Regions from separate parts of the Mus musculus genome. Here region 2 is linked to region 1. A link is a contact called in ENCODE Hi-C or POLR2A ChIA-PET data. All regions are on one chromosome and are shown on one strand. The core of a region is the stretch at or near the end of the contact, and the rest is flanking DNA. Distances in the headings are between cores, read along the strand shown. Region 1 holds the start of Cdca7l (cell division cycle associated 7 like). Region 2 holds the start of Sp4 (trans-acting transcription factor 4).

Region 1 (5,708 bases), core at 1,335-3,834:
TTCTCCTTCTCCTTCTCCTTCTCCTTCTCCTTCTCCTTCTCCTTCTCCTTCTCCTTCTTCTTCTTCTTCTTTTTTAAGATTTTGTTTATTTATTATATGTAAGTACACTGTAGTTGTCTTCAAATACACCAGAAGAGGGTGTCAGATCTCATTATGGATGGTTGTGAGCCACCATGTGGTTGCTGGGACTTGAACTCAGGACATTTGGAAGAGCAGTCTGTGCTCTTAACCGCTGCGCCATCTTACCAGTCCTGCAGCAGATCATCTTGCATCTGCTGTTTGTGAAGTACCTCTGAAGTCTTCAACATGCAGCAGAGTGGCAGGTTGACAGTGGTGGATTCTTATGCCAAGGTTCACATCTCATCCATTCAGGGAACTATAGACAGTTCTTATTCCCTTAAAGAAACATTTTTAGTGGATTCGTTTTTATTTTATGTGCCTGGATGTTTTACCTGTGTGCGTGCGCGCACACACACACACACACACACACACACACACACAAAACCTGCATGAAGTGTCAGCAGAGGCCAGATGAGGACACTGAATCCTGTGGTGGTTTGAATAAGAATGATCCCCACAGAACCAACCAAGCAGCAGAACTTGGCAGCTTGCTTATAATATATAACCCAGGCCTGCCTATGCAGGGATGGCATGGACCTGTCTCACAGACATGGTCAAAGGCTAACCTGTTGAAAGCAATTTCTTATTTGAGATTTCCTCTTCCTAGGTCTATTTACATTTGTGTCAAGCTGACAGGAAGTAACCAAGCATAGGCTGCATAATGAAGGCTTCTAAAGTGGGAAGGTCCAGTGGTCTAAATAGGTTCCCAATGATAGCTAGGTTCCAAATGCTTTGCTACTTCAAACCAATGCTCCCTTTACAATAGGGATTTGCTGTATGTAGTCTACAGTAGAAATAATAATAGAAATAACTGCAAACACAGCCCTTAGATCACAGGAAGATACAATTATCTTAGACTAAAACTAGCTTTGATTAATACATTTTTACTGTTCTTCCTGGCAACCTAAGGAAACAAAAAGAAAAACGGGAGAAAGAATGTTGGGTGTACTCTAGAAGCCTGAAAATGTTTTCTGGTTTGGTGGAACGCTGCTGTCGAGGGGTATCTGGATGAATGTTGAGAGAATTCTAGGAAATACTACATATGAAGTAGTCACAGCAATAATACACATTATCCGGGAGAAGTAAAGCATTTTTCTTTTCTTCTGTTTTGAGGTAGGGTCTCAAATTCAGAATCCTCCTGCCCCTGCCTCCACAGAACTGGGATTATAGGCAACTAAGCCAGGCCATGTGCATTTCTAAAGTTAGACACTGTTTTCTTAACTTCATTCCCCAACACTGGTAACATGTTGCTCAACTAACGAAGAAAGCAAGACACCTCTTTCCTTGACGTTTCCTCCTGAAGCCTGAGAGAACATTCTGGCAACTTCAACTATTCATTCAGCAACAACAGAAGGATGAGTACTGGATCCAAGGAGCTGAGACTGGCTGCATAAACTTCTACTCAGGCAAGCTGTTACTGTATCACCTCATGACCCCATCCTGTGCTAAACCTTTCCACTTGTCATTTTTCAGCTCCTCAGGCTTGCTTTGGGCCTCCCACTGTCTCCACTCATTAAATGCCTCAGGCTACTGACTCAAGCTCTAAGTCTTTGATGCCTCCAGCCCACTCCATGCCATTAGATTACCATTCCCCAGTCCCTCATGGCATCTAACTTGTTCCAAGTTTACATGTCCATGCACTTTCATTATTAGATTTATCATTTTTAATCAGTGGTAGGAATTAGGTTACTAATCATTTCAATTATCCATCAAATTAGTGATGGTGACATAATTATCATCATCATGAGATTTGCGTTATCACTATGGTTATTCATATTATCCTGGGGGTAATGGCTCCCAGTCCATAAAGTTCAACCTAGTAGATAGTTTTTGTTTATTCCTGAGTCAGGAGGCCTATCCCAGCATTTCCGCGGTGAGTAGGTGCTAGTGACTAGCATCTAGGCACTTACTGGGGAGCTCTGGCAAGAACGGAGGTCTTGCTTGTAGTGTGTGGTGTGCAGGGTGCTGCGTCGCCCTCTGCCCAGTGTTAGAAAACTTGGGTGATTGGCTTTTGCAGTGAATTGGGCAGCCACTTTTTCGGAGGCGCACAGACCACGCCCCTTACCAACAACAAAGCAAAGCCAGCTCCGCGGCCTCTACGCAACACTCCTGGAACTCAGGCCACGAGGACACGGAGGTTGGCGCTGCGGAGTTTGAGCGGGCCAGGTACCCGGAGCTCAGAGGCGCGTGCAGCCTCAGCTTGAGTCTCCCGCGCGAACCTGAGCGGACGGCTCCACCGCGGACCTGCGCGGTAGGGGGAAGCCCGCGCAACCAAACACGCCGGCCAATGCCGGTCGCGCGCTCCCTTTGCGCGCTCCCGCGCCGGCCTTAAGGCTTGGACCGCAGGTGGAGAGGCCCGGGTGCGGGCGCGTGGCCCGAGGCTGTGCGAGGTTGCGCGGTGCGCGCGGAGCCGCGCTGTCCCCCCCATCTGAACTCAGTGCGCTGTTCCACGGCAAACTCCGCGCGCTGCGTGCTCGGGGCCGCGCCAGCCCGGGTGGCCGCGTGCAGGGCTCAGGGAAGTGAGCCCAGCAGGGAAGATGGAGCTGGCCACGCGCTCCCAGGTGAGGGTTTCCCCCAGCCCTGGTCCCCGGCCGCTTTCTGCATGCCCCGCCCCGCCCTGTCCTGCCGGGCTGGTCCACGCGGAGGGCCGGGTGCTGGGAACTTAGGTCCTGTAGGAGTGCGCGTGGCTCCCTGCTGTACCACCCCGGGTCTGCAGGTTTGGCCCCTGCAGCCGGGGCTCAGGTGGGGATGCCTATTCTGGAGCTGCAGGCCGGGAGCTACGGGGTGCAGCGCCCCGAGACCTGGGGGAGGGGCGCGCGGGAGGGCAGCGTGCAATTTCTCCCCAACCCCCTTCCTCGCCGGAACTGGCACCAGAGGTCAGGAAGATTAAGAAAAAAGCAATTAAAAAAAAAAAAAAAAAAAAAAAAGAAAGAAAGAAATCTCGAGACTCACACTATACCAGTCTTTTATTGAGTTGCTGTAGGTTTTATTCTAGAACTTTAATAAATTTACTACTTGGCAAATGGTAAGTAACATCTTTAGGCCAAGTTAACAAACAACTTCAAGATTGCAAATCTTAAGCGAAGGGCAAATCCATTATGCATTATGGGTCTAATTTAAGTTTTGAAACTTCACTAACACTTGAGAATAAGTCTTCCAAAGGGTCATTGCGTGCCAGGATTGTGATTTCTGTTAGTTTACAGTCTCAAGGTTTTTCTCTACTTAAAATTATCACTCTGTTAAAAAAACGACAACCACAAGACACCTAAACAGACACACACTTTTTAATATAGTGATAAGCAAATCATTTTTAAAAATGAACTAAGAAAAACTTTGAAAAGAGAAGGAATGGCCAGCCCCCTGCTCGTGGGGTGCGGGATATTTTACATGAATGTAGCCTTTCTTGAACTGCGTTTACCCCTGTAGTCTACCTGTAGACTCTGAGCCTGGTGGAACAGCGCCCAAGCTTTACCAGACCTGGCCTGCCCAGGTCTGGCACTTACCTTTGTGCTGGCAAATTAGAGAACTAGCTAGCTGGCTAGATACCAGTGGCCACTTTGTCCAGTTAGTGACCGCTGAGAATGTCCTGAAAGTGGAGGTTTGTGAGAAAGTATTTTAAAAGGTTTCACCAGTGAAGGGAGAAAAGAAAAACTGTACTGAGCTAGACTCAGGCTTTAGGGTTTTTGTTGTTGTTTTTGTTTTGCTTTTGCACGTGGCTAGCCTGAGCTTCTCCAGGAAGTAACAAAACACCTTTGGAAAGGGAAAGTGAAATTGCTTTGTTTTTTCAGGACAGTCTCATTCATCACAGAGTGGTCTCCACTTTCTGTAGAGCAGATTATAGATCTTGCCTCCACTTCTAGATTCAGGATTCTTTCCCTGCTTGGATGCCTGGTGTATGATGTGCTGGGGGTGAACCCTGGGCCTCCTGCATGTTAGGCAAAATCTGCAAACTGGGCTGCAGCTCCAGCCTGGTGGAAAGAGACAGGAGCTTTCGTAGTTCCTCAGAAAATGTAACTCACTGTATCATTTCCAAAACCTGTCACTTTACTGGAAAGCTCTTTGCAACTAGGATCCCTGTATTCAGGGCATTTGAAAATTCAGGATGTATTAAACTGTGCAGCTAGACCGGAACATTTTATTGTTACACTGTGAAGCTTTAATAAACTATTTACTGGGGGGGGGAGGGGGCAATCTACAAATTACATCCTACCCATTATACACCAATTAGGGCAGATTACTATGTATAAGATGATCATACACACACCTATAAAGATCTCTTAATTGGTAGCACAAATTAAGATGAATTTTTTTTTCTGTTTGTAAGCTCCTCATAGTTTAAAAGTGAGCACAGTCATCTTCATTGACATGGTCTGTGAGTGGTTCTGTGGGGTGGCAGGTGAGTGCAGATGAGAAGACCGTTGAACCGAGAGATGCTAAATTTTGCAATCTTCCAGTCTCTAGCCTTATAAATAGTCAAGTAACCAGAGAGGCAGCTTGGCTGCACCCCCGGTGTGACAGGGCCCAGCAGGCAGCACACTGTCCTCTCACACAGCAGTAACTATAATTCCTCCCTTTGGAAAGCATAACACTCCCAGGATGCTCCCGCAAAGAGCGGCCGCATAGGAGGAGGTTTCTGAGCAATACCTGAGCCAGGGAGACACCCACATGCATTCCAAACCACTTTCAAGTCTGCTTTTCTGCCAGGTGTGCCTTGGATTTCATGTCCTCTGACAGTGATCTCCACCCTCAGGGGTTATTTAATAGTCCTTTTTTTAAAAAAATTATTTTTATTTATATAGGGTCTCTCACTATGTAGCCCTGGCTGTCTGGAATAGTCCCGTATTTAAAAGGCCAGTAGCTCATCGTTTTCTCATGAGCCTGACCCATGCATGGCGGGGCAGAATTCTAAGAGGTGCACACAATCACTTGATTTGATGATGACAGAAAACCAGGAGTCAATTCCAGTTCCAGTTAAGCCAACTTTTTCAGCATTAGAGGGCATTAATGAACAATTCCTGTGCAGCTGTTTGAGCTGACCTGCCCCTGCACGTTAAAGTCTCATGGCTCTGGAGAGCTAACCCTTTACTCCTCAACCCTTCAAGGGTTTTGTTTCCAGTATCCGGAATTAGCGGGGATTGATAAGAACTAGTAAGATTTTTAATTTTCCTTTAAGAAGTAGTGTCTAGGAATGTTTGAAACTGGGTGGAGGTAGGTAAATAGCCAAGGTTAGCCCTCAGAAAAGATTGTCTTCCATGGTAGTGAATACTAGCCCTTCCCCCTTCAAACCTTTGCACCTCACTGCAAAACTTGCATTGCGTCTGCAATAGATATTTCCCGCCTCTTCTCCTTCATAGCCGTTGGACGATTTATCGTAAGTTTATGTATCAGGCATTGTTATATTGGAAGATTGAACACCAGGATACTGATTTTCCCCACCATTTCTATTACCCAGTTCCTGGACCTCTTCCTGCTGCAGCCCAGCGAAGCCCCTCAGGGCATCCTTCAGTCACTTTCTTTTCTGAGGCATACTGTGCCAGGTTCCTAAAGTGAGAGGTTATTTTCTCCCTGAAGTTCTGTGAAGTAGGTTG
Region 2 (5,708 bases), core at 1,808-4,307, 460 kb after region 1:
GTTCTAATCGGAAAATGATGCTTTATGAAATAATTTAATTATTTACCCAGCTCAACACACAAAACTGAGTCTTAAAAGCTACAGAAATAAAGAGGTCACAATGATAACTACATCTAGTTGCTGGTATAATAGTCCAGTTTTTTAATCCCTTTCCAGTATATATACATCAGAGGTGTATCAAACCTAAAAGATAGCCCTGAGCAATAACTCTGTTACTAATCCCTCCTAATAATGGGTTAAAAAGATGTAGCTTACCTGCAACACTAGTGATTGTTACTGGAACTCCCTGAACTTGAACACCCGCAGCACCCAGGTTGGCAACGCTCACTGTCTGAAGGTTAGGCACTGATGCAAGCTGGGCAGTATTCAAAGTTATTGGGGCACCAGCAACAGCCACAGGAGCAATCTGAGCAAGAGTTGTGCCACCACTTGAAGACACTGGGGTGATGGTTAACTGCTGGGATAACCCAGCATTCTGAACTTGCAAATTTGAAAGACTTTGAATATTCTGGACCTGGACAGTTTGCCAGCTGATTTGCCCTGAAGGTGTTAAAGTTGGAGCCCTGATAAGTACCTGAGTCGGGTTTACTGCTTGAAGTTGAACATTCTGCAAAGGCTGCTGCTGGATGGTCTGAATTGTCTGCCCTGACTGGAGCTGAAATGACTGTGGTGGGATAGCTTGAATAATCTGCTGCTGAGGCTGCTGGATCTGGATTTGCTGCAGGATAGGCTGGCCTACAATCTGTACTTGTTGAAGGGAATTTGACTGGTCTTGTGCATTCTGAATTCCGTTGGACTGAAGCTGGCTGGAGCTCTGGGCTTCAGACTCAGTAGCAGCAGGTGTCTGTGGTTCTTCAATGGTGCGTTCAGAACTACTGGCTGATGTGCTTGCATACTGGCCTGTATCTGCTGAGCTCACTAATGTGTCACTGCTCGTCAGAGTTGTTGATGCGGTGGTTGTGCAGGTAGTAGAGGAGGAGGGCGATTCAGGCATAGTACTGGCGGGAGCAGTGCTGGTGGTGGGCGTAGAAACTAACTGATTCCCATTGGAAGTCCCACTGTCAGTAGTAGTAGTAGGCTGGCCGACTTGTCCAGTCCCTCCTCCAGCAGTCACGTTATTTATTACTGGCAAAGCTAAAGTCACTCCTCCAATGTTAATTGGTAGGGTTGTTACAACTTGAGCCTGAGTACCAGGAAGGGTCTGCAATTGCAATGGTATTGAAACGCCAGGTCTAATTTGTACTGGAACTGTCTGATTTGCCAGGTTTTGAGCAAGGATATTCCCAGAAGCTGTCCTGTTAGCAGCCGTGAGGATAGCTTGATTATTACCTGCAGAAATGAGCTGAATTTGACCCTGCAAATCCTGTAGAGATGAACTACTAGTTGGGTTGATTTGAATTTGCTGGCCTTCCACCGTCTGAAGTTGGGGGATCACTTGGTACTGTACACTACCGCTTGGGTTTTGTACTTGTATGACTTGAAATTGATTAGGGGTGGAAGGATTACCTGATTTAGTTTTTGTAGGAGAGGAACTCCCGTTATTACTGCTGGAAGAACTAGATGAACTAGAAGCTGGCTGAGAAACGTTATTTTCTTTTGAAGCAGGAGGAGTGGAGGCAACAAGTTGCCAAGCGTTTCCAGCAAGCTGCGTCGTCACCAGTTCTAGCTGCTGTGGCTGATTCTGAAGTTGCACCAATCCTTGGCTTGGATCTATAATAATCTGCTGTTGTCCAGTTGCTTGATTTTCACCAGGAGTCCCTATTTTGCTGCAAGTAGCTGCCAGTAAAGCCAGAGGAGAGGGCTGAGAGTCCTACCCAAAATGGGAGGGGAAAGGAGAGGGAGGGGAAAAAAGTGGGCGGATTTAGTGGAAGACAGCAGTCGGGAGGGGGTTATTTATTTTGAGAGCTCTAAGTATCAGAACACACTCAATAGGCAGCAGAATTAAAAAGGAAATATGAACAAAAGCAGGTGATAGAAGCTATATGAATAAAAAGGCAAGTCCTATTACATAAAGTTTAAATAAAAAGGAATTTTCTGGTAAACTTTCTTAAAGTGTTATTCTTCTAAACTCAAAATGCCCTTGGGAAAATAGACACCTTCTTCTAACAGTCTGAATTCCTGGTGTAATATAAACATCGTTATAGCCTCAACGATGGGAAATCTTCAAGAATTTACGATTTAAGTTCCTCACTCAGAAAGATGCTTTGAATGGATAAACATTTTTATTCTGTTCTTTACTTCTGGGTACTTAAAGAGCATAACTCCCTCTCTTCCCTAAAGCTTTGTGTTGAATTTTCTTTTAACGTTTGCTTTTACCTGGGAGCCTGAGGTTTTGGGTTTTTTATTGTTATTCTCTGGCTCAGAGGTTTTCCCTCCTTCTGTAGCCATCGCCGCTGCCGCCTCCTCCTCCTCCTCCTTCTTCTGATCTGCAACAACCCCCCACCACCACCAACACACACGACAACAGGTTATTAGGATTATTATTATTCGTTCTCCTCCCTTCTTCCCCCTCCCTCCTCTTGAACATTAATCTCCGTAAACCCGCGATCCGTGCACACCGGCAGGGGGTGGGGGAGAAGGAGGGTAGGGAGGAGGGGGCTCTCACGAAACGTGGTTTGAAACCCGACCCATAGGCTCCAGAGCAACACCCAGAAGGAGGTTGTTCTAGCTCAGACATTAAGACAAAACACAGCCCTCCTTCCCTCCCCCTGGTTCCCTCCCGCCCTCTCCTCCTCCCCTTCCAGCATCTCGGCGGCCCCGGGGGAGGGGGAAGCGAGCAGGGTCTGGGGAGGGAGGGACGAAGGGAGGCGGTGAAGGAGACCGAGGGGGGTGGAGAATACGTACCGCTCATCCCGCATTAACAGGACAAACCCTCTCAGAGACACTGGGATAGAGGTGGGTGGGGGTGGGGGCGAGGCGGGAGGAGAGGCCGGTCCCGCCCGCCCGCGGTGGCTCGGAGGAGGCTGTAGCTGGCACAGGCTCTGCCTCTTTTTCCGCGAATGGCCGCCGCTGGGCTGTGGCGTAGCAGCTCCTCTCTCCGCCCGAGCCCGGCTGACTCGCCCTTGATTGACAGCGGCGGCGCGCGGCGAGGGCGGCGGCGCGGGCCGGGGGGCGGAGCCAGGGCGGCGCGAGCGCGGCGACTCCCCACCCCCCTCGGCCTGCCTCCGCCGGCGCCGCCGACTCTCCACCCCTTCCCCCAGCGGATTGGCCGCCGACCTGCCGGGGCCGGGGCGCTGGGGCCGCCCTTTCTCCTCCCCTTTGCCCGGCTGGTGCTCGCTGCTGTTCGGCTTCTGCCTTCCCGGCCCGCGGAGCGTGCCCTCTCGGTGAGCTAGCTGCGGTTTGCTGCCGGCAGGCCCTCCATACAGCCAAACTTGTTGTCTCAGGATATCCCGCCCCCTACTCAGTTCCCGGCGCCCTCCACTCAAAAGCGCGCCGCAGCATCCTGCGAGGGGCCGCGGAAGGAAGACATGGAGCTAGGCTTAAGGGAGAGGAGCGGGGCGAGCGCGGGGAAGCGTGAGCTCCCTGCGATCCCGTGGTCTGAGTGGACTGCCAGCTGCCCCCTCGGCGTGAGCATGGCTTTTCCTAAGGCGCATCCGGACCCGGGCGCCCTTTTTCCCTGGCTCGGCTCTCATTGGATGAGGCCGCTGACGCACAGTGAGTCGTGGGAGGAGGCGGGCGGGCCTCTCCCGCAAAGGCTTTCGGGCCTCGTAGTTTTTGACGGCTATTCCGATTGAGGCACCGCCTTCCTCCCGCCCCCGAACGCGGCCTGGCTGCGGAGCCTAGAGCTGCCCGAGGGGGCGGTGGCAGCAGGGCGTGGCCGGGGCCGAGTGGGAGTTGAACCCCGCGCGGGGGGGAGGGAGAAATGGGTGTTGTTTGCCTGGGCCTATCGGCCGAGTGGGGCTGCCCGAACCGCCTCTGCCACCGCCCCCTCAGCTGAAAGCCGCTCCCCGCGGGGCGAGCTCACACCCGGAGCGCGCGGCGATTGAGCGGACCGAGGTGTTGGGAGGCGGGGTCTGGTGTCCTCGGGGTTTGAATGAAGCTGACTTGGGGTACATCCCCTTCGCCCTGCTTTCTTTGCTCACCTAGCTTGCCGGGGCCTCCGGTCTCAGCGCGAGGCCTGTGTTCCCACCGAGCAGGAGCTTCCATTTTATTTGTCGTATCTCTGGCTGGCTGCTGGTGCAGATTAGTGACTTGTCTTCTAGGGTGGCCACGAGTGCGCCTTAGAGTCTGCGTTCTTGGCGCGCTTCTCGCTCCTAGAGGTCTCACAAGGTTGTCCGGGCAAAGGAAAGCCTGGCTGCATGTGGGTCAGCTCTGGTCATGGTTTTAGCGTAAGCTTCTAGGCAAGTGGAATTCACAGCTAGCTGCGCAAAGCACTTTGTCAAATGCTCCTGAACCGGCCCCTAGCTTCTCTCCAAAGACATGAAATCAAGATACCAGGGACCGACCATATGAGCGACTGATGAAGTGTACCAAAGCTGGAAATAAGTCCCTAAAAAGAACCTTGGGACAGGACACCATTACACACTAGGCTTAAAGCGTTCCACATTTATTGACGTGGACCCCACATTCAGCTTTGGGTGTTTTTGTCTGGTGCCTGAGGTCTGACATATTGTAAGAGTGAGTGAGGAGTCTGGTTCTGTACTTTACTAGTGTTTCCTTGCTCAAGTATTTAGGGTGATGACAAAGCTGTAGCAGTAAAGTAAAGAAGCTGGAGTAAATTACAATGTTGCCTACTCCATTTTATGAGCTGAAGATACTATAGTAATCTCCTCCCATACACATCCCAATTCACTAGATCTTAGAAAGCTCAGAAGTGCTTGCTATATTATAGATACACAGTCTCACCTCAAGCACCGCCCCGATCCAGTTCGCCATAGTGACTGAAGACCAGGCATGAATTGGAGAGTTCCTTGTGGTTCTCTTTAGACAACTTGCCTTAGAGAAGTAATCGCAGCGTATTTAGATTTACAAAATGTCCTAAAGGTTCTGCTCCCTGTTGGTAAGTACTGGTATCCAGGAAACAGGGACAACCCTAACTTTTCTGAGGACCAAGAGCTGCAAGTTTCTAGCTGAATGTTTGCATCCCCAAGACCTAAACTCTGATACTGGGACTCTGTCCCTTGATTTTTGGAGTCAAGAGTCTTTGGTGCATTGTGGTTAGATGAGGTCACTCATGAATAAAACTTAGCAATCTTAGAACTTCTATCCTTTATTTTGCTGCCCCCCCATGTGAAGTACAATGACCACAAGACCCTCTCCAGAACCTGACAGTCCATGTCTTTATATCAGGCTCCTTCTAAAACGGTTAAAATAAACTGTTGTTGATAAGCTCTGGGTTGTGTTATAGCAGCCAGAGCTGATTAAAACACTGGCTGAGTCTTGAGACCTGGTGACAAATAAACTGCTTCTTAGGAACTCTTATCATATTATTATCCATGTAACAGAAGGCTTAGCTAGATGAGATATTGCCAAGAGGACAGCCACTCCCGTAGTACCATCCTAATTTAACCTATGTACTGTTGTACTGTGGTTGGCTTAATATTTCTTTAAATCGTTTTGCTTGATTTTATAGCAGTTATTTTAAGAATTTTATATTAGCTGAGCATGGTGGCTCATTCCTTCAATTCCAGCACTTGGGAGGCAGAAGCAAGTGGATCTTGTGAGTTTGAGGATAGCCTCGTCTATATAATGAGTTCCAGGCCGGGCCA

The links. A loop is a pair of places that touch in the nucleus more often than their neighbours do. ChIA-PET counts read pairs that join two places held with the same protein, here RNA polymerase II (POLR2A).
Region 2: a map of heart shows a loop between it and region 1 (3-fold over the local background). The contact joins the promoter of Sp4 here to the promoter of Cdca7l in region 1. A Hi-C loop is called at or near these places in 3 of 37 maps with a recorded cell type or tissue (T-helper 17 cell and heart). POLR2A ChIA-PET finds 5 or more read pairs at or near these places in 2 of 5 experiments (Patski and embryonic stem cell).

Annotation. Positions count from the first base shown.
Region 1 is chr12:117,841,277-117,846,984 of GRCm38, forward strand. Cdca7l (cell division cycle associated 7 like) reads left to right here and starts at 2,585. Exons shown (of 10, transcript NM_146040.1): 1 at 2,585-2,681. The coding sequence starts at 2,658.
Region 2 is chr12:118,298,383-118,304,090 of GRCm38, forward strand. It overlaps Sp4 (trans-acting transcription factor 4), which reads right to left and starts at 3,058. Exons shown (of 6, transcript NM_009239.4): 1 at 2,845-3,058; 2 at 2,317-2,426; 3 at 256-1,810. The coding sequence starts at 2,851.